Linked DNA regions of Homo sapiens: region 1 is linked to region 2. A link is an interaction called in ENCODE POLR2A ChIA-PET data of the cell type or tissue named here. Cell type or tissue: A673. All regions are shown on one strand. Region 1 overlaps SRP68 (signal recognition particle 68). Region 2 overlaps UBE2O (ubiquitin conjugating enzyme E2 O).

The links. ChIA-PET counts read pairs that join two places held together with the same protein. Peaks named below come from ENCODE experiments on the same cell type or tissue, not always from the same donor. Only the 100,000 strongest peaks of a DNase experiment are listed, where the experiment ranks them.
Region 1: POLR2A ChIA-PET joins it to region 2 with 5 read pairs; 5 of 35 experiments call an interaction of 5 or more read pairs at or near these places.

What each region holds. Positions count from the first base shown.
Region 1 is chr17:76,051,008-76,056,007 of GRCh38, reverse strand. The region is part of intron 8 of SRP68 (signal recognition particle 68); the gene reads left to right. Among named protein-coding and RNA genes, the nearest start is that of SRP68, 19 kb to the left of the region's middle. In A673, no CTCF peak of the experiment used is centred here; a DNase peak (open chromatin) is centred at 2,297; H3K27ac peaks cover 985 bases.
Region 2 is chr17:76,388,605-76,393,604 of GRCh38, reverse strand. UBE2O (ubiquitin conjugating enzyme E2 O) reads left to right here. Exons shown (of 18, transcript NM_022066.4): 16 at 1,492-1,695; 17 at 1,792-1,849; 18 at 1,992-4,149. The coding sequence ends at 2,662. Among named protein-coding and RNA genes, the nearest start is that of SPHK1, 6.5 kb to the right of the region's middle. RefSeq lists a silencer at 2,695-2,869. In A673, no CTCF peak of the experiment used is centred here; no DNase peak of the experiment used is centred here.

The DNA.
Region 1 (5,000 bases), 340 kb after region 2:
AACCCCATCTCTACAAAAAAAAGTACCAAAAAATTTAGCTGGGCGTGGTGGCGTGCACCTGTAGTCCCAGCTACTTGGAGGCTGAGGCAAGAGGATCACTTGAGCCCGGGAGCTTGAGGCTGCAGTGAGCTGAAATCACACCACTATGCTGCAGCCTGGGTAACTGTGCAACTCTGTCTCCAAAAAAAAAAAAAAAAAAAGAAGAAAAAAAAGTTAATAACTTAAAGTTTAAATACACATTTTTTTTTTTTTTAAAGACAGAGTCTCTCTCTGTCACCCAGGCTGGAGTGCAGCGGTGCAATCTCTGCTCACTGCAAGCTCCACCTCCCAGGTTCACGCCATTCTCCTGCCTCAGCCTCCAGAGTAGCTGGGACTACAGGCACCCACCATCACACCCGGCTAATTTTTTTATTTTTAGTAGAGACGGGGTTTCACCATGTTAGCCAGGATGGTCTCAAACTCCTGCCCTCGTGATCCACCCGCCTCAGCCTCCCAAAGTGCTGGAATTACAGGCATCAGCCACTGCACCGGGCCCACATGATGTTTTAAGAAGATCAGCCTGGAAAGGGTGGGAGGGAGTGAGAGATAAAAGACTACACATTGGGTACCGTGTACACTGCTTGGGTGACAGGTGCACCAGAGTCTCAGAAATCACCATAGAAGAACTTATCCATGTAACCAGAAACCACCTGTTCCCCCAAAACTATTGAAATTTAATTTAATTTTTAAAAGATCAGCCTAGGCCGGGTGCGGTGGCTCACGCCTGTAATTCCAGCACTTTGGGAGGCCAAGGCTGGCGGATTACCTGAGATCAGGAGTTCGAAATGAGACCAGCCTGGCCAACATGGTGAAACCCCATCTCTACTAAAAGTACAAAAAAAAAATTAGCCGGGTGTGGTGGTAGACGTCTGTAATCCCAGCTACTCGGGAGGCTGAGGCAGGAGAATCACTTAAACCCGGGAGGCGGAGGTTGCAGTGAGCCGAGATTGCGCCATTGCACTCCAGCCTGGGGGATAAGAGCGAGACTTTGTCTCAAAAAAAAAAAGATCAGCCTATTGTCTCACTTCCTATATGCCTTCATTGATATGACATCATACTGAAAGGAAAGCACTGTTTCTTTTTAATGTTTTTTATATTCATGAGAGTTCTTATGTTTTTTTTTCCCTTGCTGGAATTATACTAAGATACAGTTCTGTATCCTGTTTTTATTAACGCGTTGTGCAATGGTGTGATCTCAGCTCACTGCAACCTCCGTGTCCCGGGTTCAAGTGATTCTCCTGCCTCAGCCTCCCAAGTAGCTGGGATTACAGGCGCATACCACCATGCCCAACTAATTTTTTGTATTTTTAGTAGGTCTCGAACTCCTGACTTCAGGCAATCCACCCGCCTCGGCCTCCCAAAGTGCTGGGATTACAGGCGTGAGCCACAGCGCCCAGCTCAGGCTTGGTGATTCTTATCCTCAAGTTATGGTTAATATTTTAATATTTGAGTGGAAGAGGGACCATTTATCTTTTTCTTAAAAAACAATGTATATTTATATATATTCATGTATATTCTCAAGTGAGATTTGTTTCCTTCTTTACCAGATTTCCATGTATTTTTTTCCTAAACCTCACTGGGCTGGGTAAGGTTTGATTCTTGTCCCCATAGTAGGGGTGTGGTTGGGAATGTGGTCAGACTTGCCTTGTGTGTCTCTTAGTCATACTACCACCTTCCAGCAATTTCCATAGACAAGTGAAAACAATCTGAGAATGTGCTTTTTAAAGCGGGAGGTCTGTACCTCAGGACACACTGCAGCTCGCTTTCCTCCGCACCAGTCAGTTTTGAAACTGAGCCTGACGAGAGAACCTGAGACTGCAGAAAAGCCCATCCTGAAGGTTTCAAGTTTTGTAAAAGCTGACCTAGGATTGATTGATTCATTTGGACTAATCAGTAACATATTACTTCTGGGCTTAAGATTTCTCACTGTCATAGGCACACCTGGGAAAAGGTCTAGTCAGACCACCAATTTTTGTGCAGGGAGTTTTGCCACTTATGTTTAAGAGCACGTTCTGGTTGGTCCAGTGGCTGGCGGAGAAGGTCGGTGTACAGGTGGCCAGGAATCCTGCCTCTGCGTGTTGAGAGGAGTTTCTTATTCCACTGTCCTTTCAGGAATCATCTTAGCCTTGAATATAGATTTATAGAATAAAAGTGTAAATAGCAAAATATATTGAAGGCTTCCTGTTTGGAGACATTTTGCCCTGCCCAGGGAGAATCATGAGAGCTTCTCCTTCAGAGATTAGTGGTCTGAGTCATTGCAGTGTGGGCGTCGTAAGAAAAACACAACTGACTTAAGTCCCGCCCTTCAAATCGACTTTTTCCTTCATTGCTTTTTAGGATGTTTGTAAAATTCCCAGTGGGAACTTAGAGCTTTGTGGGAGCAGTGGGGAGGTTTTTTGGTTTCAGCACCTTGATGCAGAGGCTTAGTTAAAGGGAGCAGAGGTGATACGTGGCAGTCAAGAGGTTTTAAACTTGAACTGTACCCTACCGACAGGAAAAGAGGCAAATCCTGTGTAGCTGGTAAGACGAAGTTCGCTCTTTTCTTGAACGCCGGTTGCTCCAACCACTTAACCCCACTTGTCTGAGAAGGGTGTTGGCATGTTTGTTGGATTGCATGGAATTAAAACGGGCGCCGTAGCTCTTCCTTTCTGCTGAGAATGTGGCTGTGGTATATGTGTGTTTCTTTTTTTTTTTTTTTTTTTTGAGACAGGGTCTCACCCTGTCACCCAGGCCAAAGTGCAGTGGCACAATCTCAGCTCACTGCAACCTCCACCTCCTGGTCTCAGTTGGTCCTCCCACCTTTGCCTCCTGGAATAGCTGGGACCACAGGCATGCACCACCACACCTGGCTAATTTTTTTTGCATTTTTTGTAGACATGGGGTTTTGTCATGTTGCCCAGGCTGGTCTCAAACTCCTGGACTCAAGTGATCTGCCCACATCTGCCTCCCAAAGTGCTGGGATTACAGGCGTGAGCCACCGCGTCCGACGCCATGTGTGTTTCTTAAGTAGTGGTGCCAAGTCCATTCACATGTCTTTTTTTTTTTTTTTTTAAGTTCTGGGATACATGTGCAGAACATGCAGGTTTGTTATATAGGTATATATGTGCCATGGTGGTTTGCTGCACCTATCAACTCATCATCTAGGGATTTTTTTTTTTTTTTTTTGAGATGGAGTCTGGCTCTGTCGCCCAGGCTGGAGTGCAGTGGCGCGATCTCGGCTCACTGAAACCTCCGCCTCCCGGGTTCACGCCATTCTCCTGCCTCAGCCTCCCTAGTAGCTGGGACTACAGGTGCCCACCACCATGCCCAGCTAATTTTTTGTATTTTTAGTAGAGACGGGGTTTCATCGTGTTAGCCAGGATGGTCTCGATCTCCTGAGCTCGTGATCCGCCCGCCTCAGCCTCCCAAAGTGCTGGGATTACAGGCGTGAGCCACCGCGCCCAGCCCATCATCTAGGTTTTAAGCCCTGTGTGCATTAGGTATTTGTCCTAATACTTTCCCTCCCCTTGCCTCCCACCCCCTGCCATTCACATGTCTTACTCGAGTTTTTAAGCACTCTAGACTTATGTATCTTATTCCAGTTGCTGAGTATTATATGGCGGCACCATTCCACAGATTTGTACTTTGAAAAATTAGGCCAGTAAGGTTGACGAAGTGATTCTAAAGAATCTTGCCAACCTGGGGTCGGCCAACAATATTCTATAAAGCATGTGCTCCAGTGCTGCACTGTCCAGTGCAGTAGCCGCTCAACACATGTGGTTATTGAAATTTAAATTAATAAAACTTCCAGCCAGGCTCTGTGGCTCCTGCCTGTAACCCCAGCACTTTGGGAGGCCAAGACAGGTGGATCACCTGAGGTCAGGAGTTCGAGACCAGCCTGGCCAACATGGTGAAATAGCCAGGCGTGGTGGCGGGCACCTGTAGTCCCAGCTACTCCGGAGGCTGAGGCAGGAGAATCTCATGAACCCAGGAGGCGGTGGTTACAGTGAGACGAGATCACGGCACTATACTCCAGCCTGGGTAGCAGAGCAAGACTCTGTCTCAAAAACATAAAATAATAAAAAGATAGATAAATTAATAAAACTTCCGAGTGCTCAGGTGTTCATTGGACGGTGCACGTAGAGGACATTGCCCGTGGCAGAGAGTTCTATTGGATGGTGCTGCTCTGGTGGTTCCAGGAGTGAATGGTGGCCGTGTTTGCTTTACTAGATTTATAGCATGAATGAGCCCCAGTTCGTTCCCAAGTTAGTGAACAACAGGAAAGTCAAGTAACTTATAAGTGGAAAAGTATGTTTGATTTGTATTGGGTAAGTTACAAGGAAGATTTTTTTTTTCACACTGGAGACTAAGAAAAGAGAAGAAATAGATTCTTAAGAGAACTTTTAAGAAAAGCTTTCTTAAGAGAAGAAAAAGGGTTTTTCTTTAAGCCCCTGTTCCCCCAACCATCTCTTAAAGGGGTGGGCAGCACTGGGTTTTCGTTTGAGCTTTCTTAGAGGTCAGTTGAATATTAACACATTTTTTCAGATTGAGTGTTAATTTCTATGGGAAGTCAAATACCATAATGGAATGTTGATGTTTTAATTTCACAGTGGGTCTGCCAGTCACACAGGTTCATCCCCTTTCTGCCTTTTGTCCATTTCTATCTGCTCGGTCAGATTCTTTGGGACGATAATGTGGCTTGGCAGGTATTCAGTTAGTGAATCACTTTCTCACTTACCCTAGCTGTGTAGCAGACAGGTGACACCCAGTACTTGTGCAAAGACTGTCGTCTCATGCGTGTCAACCTTGTATGTCCTAAAAATTGTTCTCAGAGTAGTCATGTGGAATATCTGAGTGCAGCACGTCTGTGGCGAAAAGAACTTAGTGTGATATTTAGGAGAACTGTCTTTTTGGTGGGTATTGATTAGTCTTTTTTATTATTTCCTTGTACCTAAAAGAAACAATCTTTGAGTTGGGTCACA
Region 2 (5,000 bases):
GCCTTGTTGGGGATAAGGGTTGGAGCAGGTGTTTAGAGGAATTGTTTTGTTTTGTTTTTAAAAGACAGGGTTGGCCGGGCGTGGTGGCTCACGCCTGTAATCCCAGCACTTTGGGAGGCCAAGGTGGGCGGATCACAAGGTCAGGAGTTCGAGACCAGCCTGACCAACATGGTGAAACCCCGTCTCTATTAAAATACAAAAAATTAGCCGGGCGTGAGGAGACTGAAGCAGAGAATCGCTTGAACCTGGGAGGCAGAGGTTGCAGTGAGCCAAGATCACACCACTGCACTCCAGCCTGGGGACAGAGCTATACTCCATCTCAAAAAAACACATAAGCCAAAAAATAAAAGACAGGGTCTCACTCTGTCGCCCAGGCTGGAGTGCAGTGGTGTGATCATAGCTCACTGCAGCCTCAGCCTCCTGGAGTCAAGTGATCCTCCCATCTAAGCTTTTTGAGTAGCTGGGACTGTAGGTATGCACCACCATGCCCAGCTAATTTTTTATTTTTTGTAGAGATAGGGTCCCACTATGTTGCCCAGGTTGGTTTTGACCTCCTGGCCTCAAGCAGTCCTCCCACCTTGGCCTCCCAAAAGTGCTGGGATTACAGGTGTGAGCCATCACGTCTGGCTGAGGAATACAATCTTTTTTTTTTTTTGAGATAGCGTCGCACTGTCACCCAGGCTAGAGTTCAATGGCACAATCTCGGCTCACTGCAACCTCCGCCTCCGGGTTGAAGCAATTCTCCCACCTCAGCCTCCCGAGTAGCTGGGACTGCAGGCATGCATCACCACGCCTGGCTAATTTTTGTATTTTTAGTAGAGACGGGGTTTCACCACGTTGGCCAGACTGCTCTTGAACTCCTGACCTTAAGTGATCCACCCGTCTCGGCCTCCCAAAGTGCTGGGATTACAGGCACGAACCACCGCGCCCAGCTGGAATACAGTCTTAAAGTAATGATTTATGAGGAAAAACACCTGATAAGATAAAAACTCACTTCGAGTATTTCTCTTAGCCAGGGTTCAATGATTCCAGGCAAGGGCCAGGCACAGTGACGGCTCAGGGCTGTAAACCCAGCACTTTGGGAGGCCGAGGCAGGCGGATCACTTGAGCCCAGGAGTTCGAGACCAACCTAGGCAACATAGTGAAACCCTGTCTGTACACAAAATAAAAAAATCATCTGGGCACGGTGGCCCACACTGTAGTCCCGGCTACTTGGGAGGCTGCAGTGAGCCATTATTGCACTAGTGTACTCCAGCCTGGGGGACACAGCAAGACCCTGTCTCAAAAAAAAAAGATTCCAGGCTGTTCTGCAGAGAGAGATTTGTCCTTAGCTTCTCCACTGCTGGTGGCATCTGGAGTCCCAGGTGCTGCTCTTCCTGCGTGATCTGCACAGTGTCCTGGGAAAGAGCAGGTGCAGATGCAGATGCCACATGTAGGACACCCCCTTCCACCCCTGCCAACCTTGGCCTCCCTCCCTCCCTCCCTACCTAGGACCTCTTCTCAGCTCTCATCAAGGGCCCCACTCGAACCCCCTACGAGGATGGCCTCTACTTGTTTGACATCCAGCTCCCCAACATCTACCCAGCCGTGCCCCCCCACTTCTGCTACCTCTCCCAATGCAGTGGCCGCCTGAACCCCAACCTGTATGACAATGGGAAGGTGTGTGTCAGCCTCCTGGGCACCTGGATTGGAAAGGTGAGTATAGGGCCAGGCCCCCAGCCAAGAAGGAGGAAGAGCCACTGGTGGATAGGGGCCTGGGGAACAGAATTGATGGTGCCCTGTGTGTTTCAGGGGACAGAGAGGTGGACAAGCAAGTCCAGCCTTCTCCAGGTGCTCATCTCCATCCAAGGTACAGTTGGGCTGAAGCGGGGGTGCGGACAAGGGAGGGCCGGTGGAGGAAAGTGACTCTGATAGTCCCCCTGGCAGGTGGAGGGTAGGCCTGCATTGTGGGCCTCTCTCACCCACTGAGGGAAGGTGTCCCGCCCACACAGGTCTGATCCTGGTAAATGAACCATACTACAACGAAGCCGGCTTCGACAGTGACCGAGGCCTGCAGGAAGGCTATGAAAACAGTCGCTGTTACAATGAGATGGCGCTGATCCGCGTGGTGCAGTCCATGACCCAGCTGGTGCGGCGGCCCCCCGAGGTCTTTGAGCAGGAGATCAGGCAACACTTTAGCACTGGTGGCTGGCGGCTGGTGAACCGTATCGAGTCCTGGCTGGAAACCCATGCCCTGCTGGAGAAGGCCCAGGCACTGCCCAACGGGGTGCCCAAGGCCAGCAGCTCGCCAGAGCCCCCAGCTGTAGCCGAGCTGTCAGACTCCGGCCAACAAGAACCTGAGGATGGAGGGCCAGCCCCAGGAGAGGCCTCCCAGGGCTCAGACTCAGAGGGCGGTGCCCAGGGCCTGGCCTCAGCTAGCAGGGACCACACAGACCAGACTTCGGAGACCGCACCAGACGCATCGGTGCCACCCAGTGTGAAACCAAAGAAGCGGAGAAAGAGCTACCGGAGCTTCTTACCTGAGAAGAGTGGCTACCCTGACATCGGCTTCCCCCTCTTCCCACTTTCCAAGGGTTTCATCAAGAGCATCCGGGGTGTCCTGACGCAGTTCCGGGCTGCCCTGCTAGAGGCAGGCATGCCGGAGTGCACAGAGGACAAGTAGCTGCCAGGCACAGAGGAAAGAGCATCACCGTGGGAGAGGCCAGCCGCCGCCTGCTCACTCCCCCCCGGAATCACCCCTCTTCCCATGCCCCTCTGTCCCCACTGCAAACCCACTGCCCTCTTCTCCCCAAGGTGAGTTTGATGCTGAAGTGCAAGAAGTGTGTTGAGATGCTGCCGTTTCTATTTTGAAGCGAGCTTTCAACAGGCGGGTCCCCTGTGGCAAAGAAAATCGGAACCCTGTTGCCGATTTTCCATTTGTCACCCCAGCAGAATGTCCGGCACTTGCTCCCTTGCTGCCCCTTCTCAGGTCAGAGGCGGGTGTTCCAGGGCCTGCCGCGGGGCTCTCTGGGCCGGTTCCCTGCAGACCCGCAGGAGAGCACATGTGCCTTGCATGAAGTGTGGGTTGCGCCAACAATTCCCCTGGTCCCTTTCAACCTGTTTAGTTCAACTCAAGCCTCCCTGTGTCCCAGACCCTCCTGCTGCCACCACCACCCAGGTCCTCCCTAGTCCTCCAGCGTCAACACTATCCCTTGGGAGTTGTAGCTGCTGTCACTGACTCCCGGCTATACATGGCCTGTCGACCACGTTATAGCCCTCAGGCCTGTTGAACTTGCTCTCTAAGAGAGGTTGGGACCAGGCTAGGTTCCGGGTGACGCCCAGGAGAGGTGGTGGCCTTCACACATGCACATGGAGTTGAGGACCAGGGAGCTGCAGGGAAAGCAACAGCTATAGGTGCCTTGCTCTTCTGTCGGAGGCTGCTGGGGGCAAGAGCAGCTGCACAAGGCCAGGGCAAGTGCTAGGGCCCCTCCCCCATCACATGGTCACACTGGGACAGGCGTGCAGCTCACTGAACTCCAAGCGAGCCAGCCCTCTCTTGGACTAGAAGGCCTACTGTCAGCCCTTCGCTTACAAACTGCAGGCTCAATCCGAAGGGGACGGCCGGCGGGGGCTCTCCTAGTGCCCAGAGACAGGCCCAGAGGTTTACAAGTTTTCTAAGCTTTTGATAATGTGAAGCTCCAGGCCGAGAGGATGCTGTTGAGCACATTGCAGCTATGTAATTTTTGGTGTATGTATGTAATATTTAAGGTTGGAAAAAAAACTCAAAAGCAAAGATATTAACTCTTATTAGAAAAAAAGACAAAAAAAAAGCCAAAGCATGATGCGTCTTGTCAGCCTTAAGTGGGCTCCACACCTGTGCTGTGCTGTGACCGCCCAGCCAGCAGAGCTGCGGGAGGATGGAGCCGGACCACACACCGTGGCATTTGGAACCGAGTCGGTATCTTGTTTGAGAAACACCCGGAGTGACTGGTGGGGCTGTGCTTCCCAGTGCATTGTACATGTGGAGATGTGAATGCCTACTGCTTACGATATCTGTATAAAGTGCTGTGTGATTAAACTTTTTTTTACTTGCATTTTTTTTTTTTTTTTTTTTTGTGTTGGCTCATTAGCAAGACAAGGTGACACCATTAAACCTCCCTCTGCCATTCATCTGGGCTCCGTTGCCTTTGTGTCCCTCACACACACCCTTCCTGGGGAAGGAAAGACCTTGTTTGTTGCCAGGGAAGGCATGTGGCAGTGGGTCCTGGCTTTCCTGGCCAGGTGGGGGCCACTGTGAACAGCACCCCCACCCGCCCACACTGCCCTCTGCCTGCCAGACCTGCTTGCATGCCTTTTGTACTTCTTGTCCTGGAGCAGTCCTCTGGCCTCCTCCTGGCCGGTGGTGTGCCCCTCAGGAGCCAGCTTAGAGCAGCCTCCCAGCAGCTGTAGTCTCCAGAGACCTACAACTGACCAGTTCAGCTCCTTCCAGGTTCTGGGAGAGCCGACGTCATAGCACCTGGCGGTGGACAGGTGCCACAACTCCTGGACGCTAAGCCAAAATGGTTGCCCAGTTTAGACTTGGATGGATCCTTCCCTGCCACATTCTTTCCACTCCTGCCTGGCACTCCTCCACAGGGACAGGTAGGGAAAGGAGACAGCTGAGGGAGGCTGGGAGAACCCTAGAACCCTAGACCATTGTGGTGGATGACAGACTCCTTTTAAAAAGGTAAGATACCAGGTGTGGTGGCTCATGACTGTAATCCCAGCACTTTGGGAGGCAGAGGCGGGCAGATGACTTGAGGTCAGGGGTTTGGGATCAGCCTGGCCAACATGGTGAAACCCCATCTCTACTAAAACTACAAAAATTAGCTGGGCATGGTGGCATGCACCTGTAATCCCAGCTACTCAGGAGGCTGAGCACAAGAATCACTTGAACCCGGGAGGTAGAGGTTGCAGTGAGCCAAAAAAAAAAAAAAAAAAAAAAAGCAAGATATTGCCATTTTTTACTTCTGAGGTCTCCT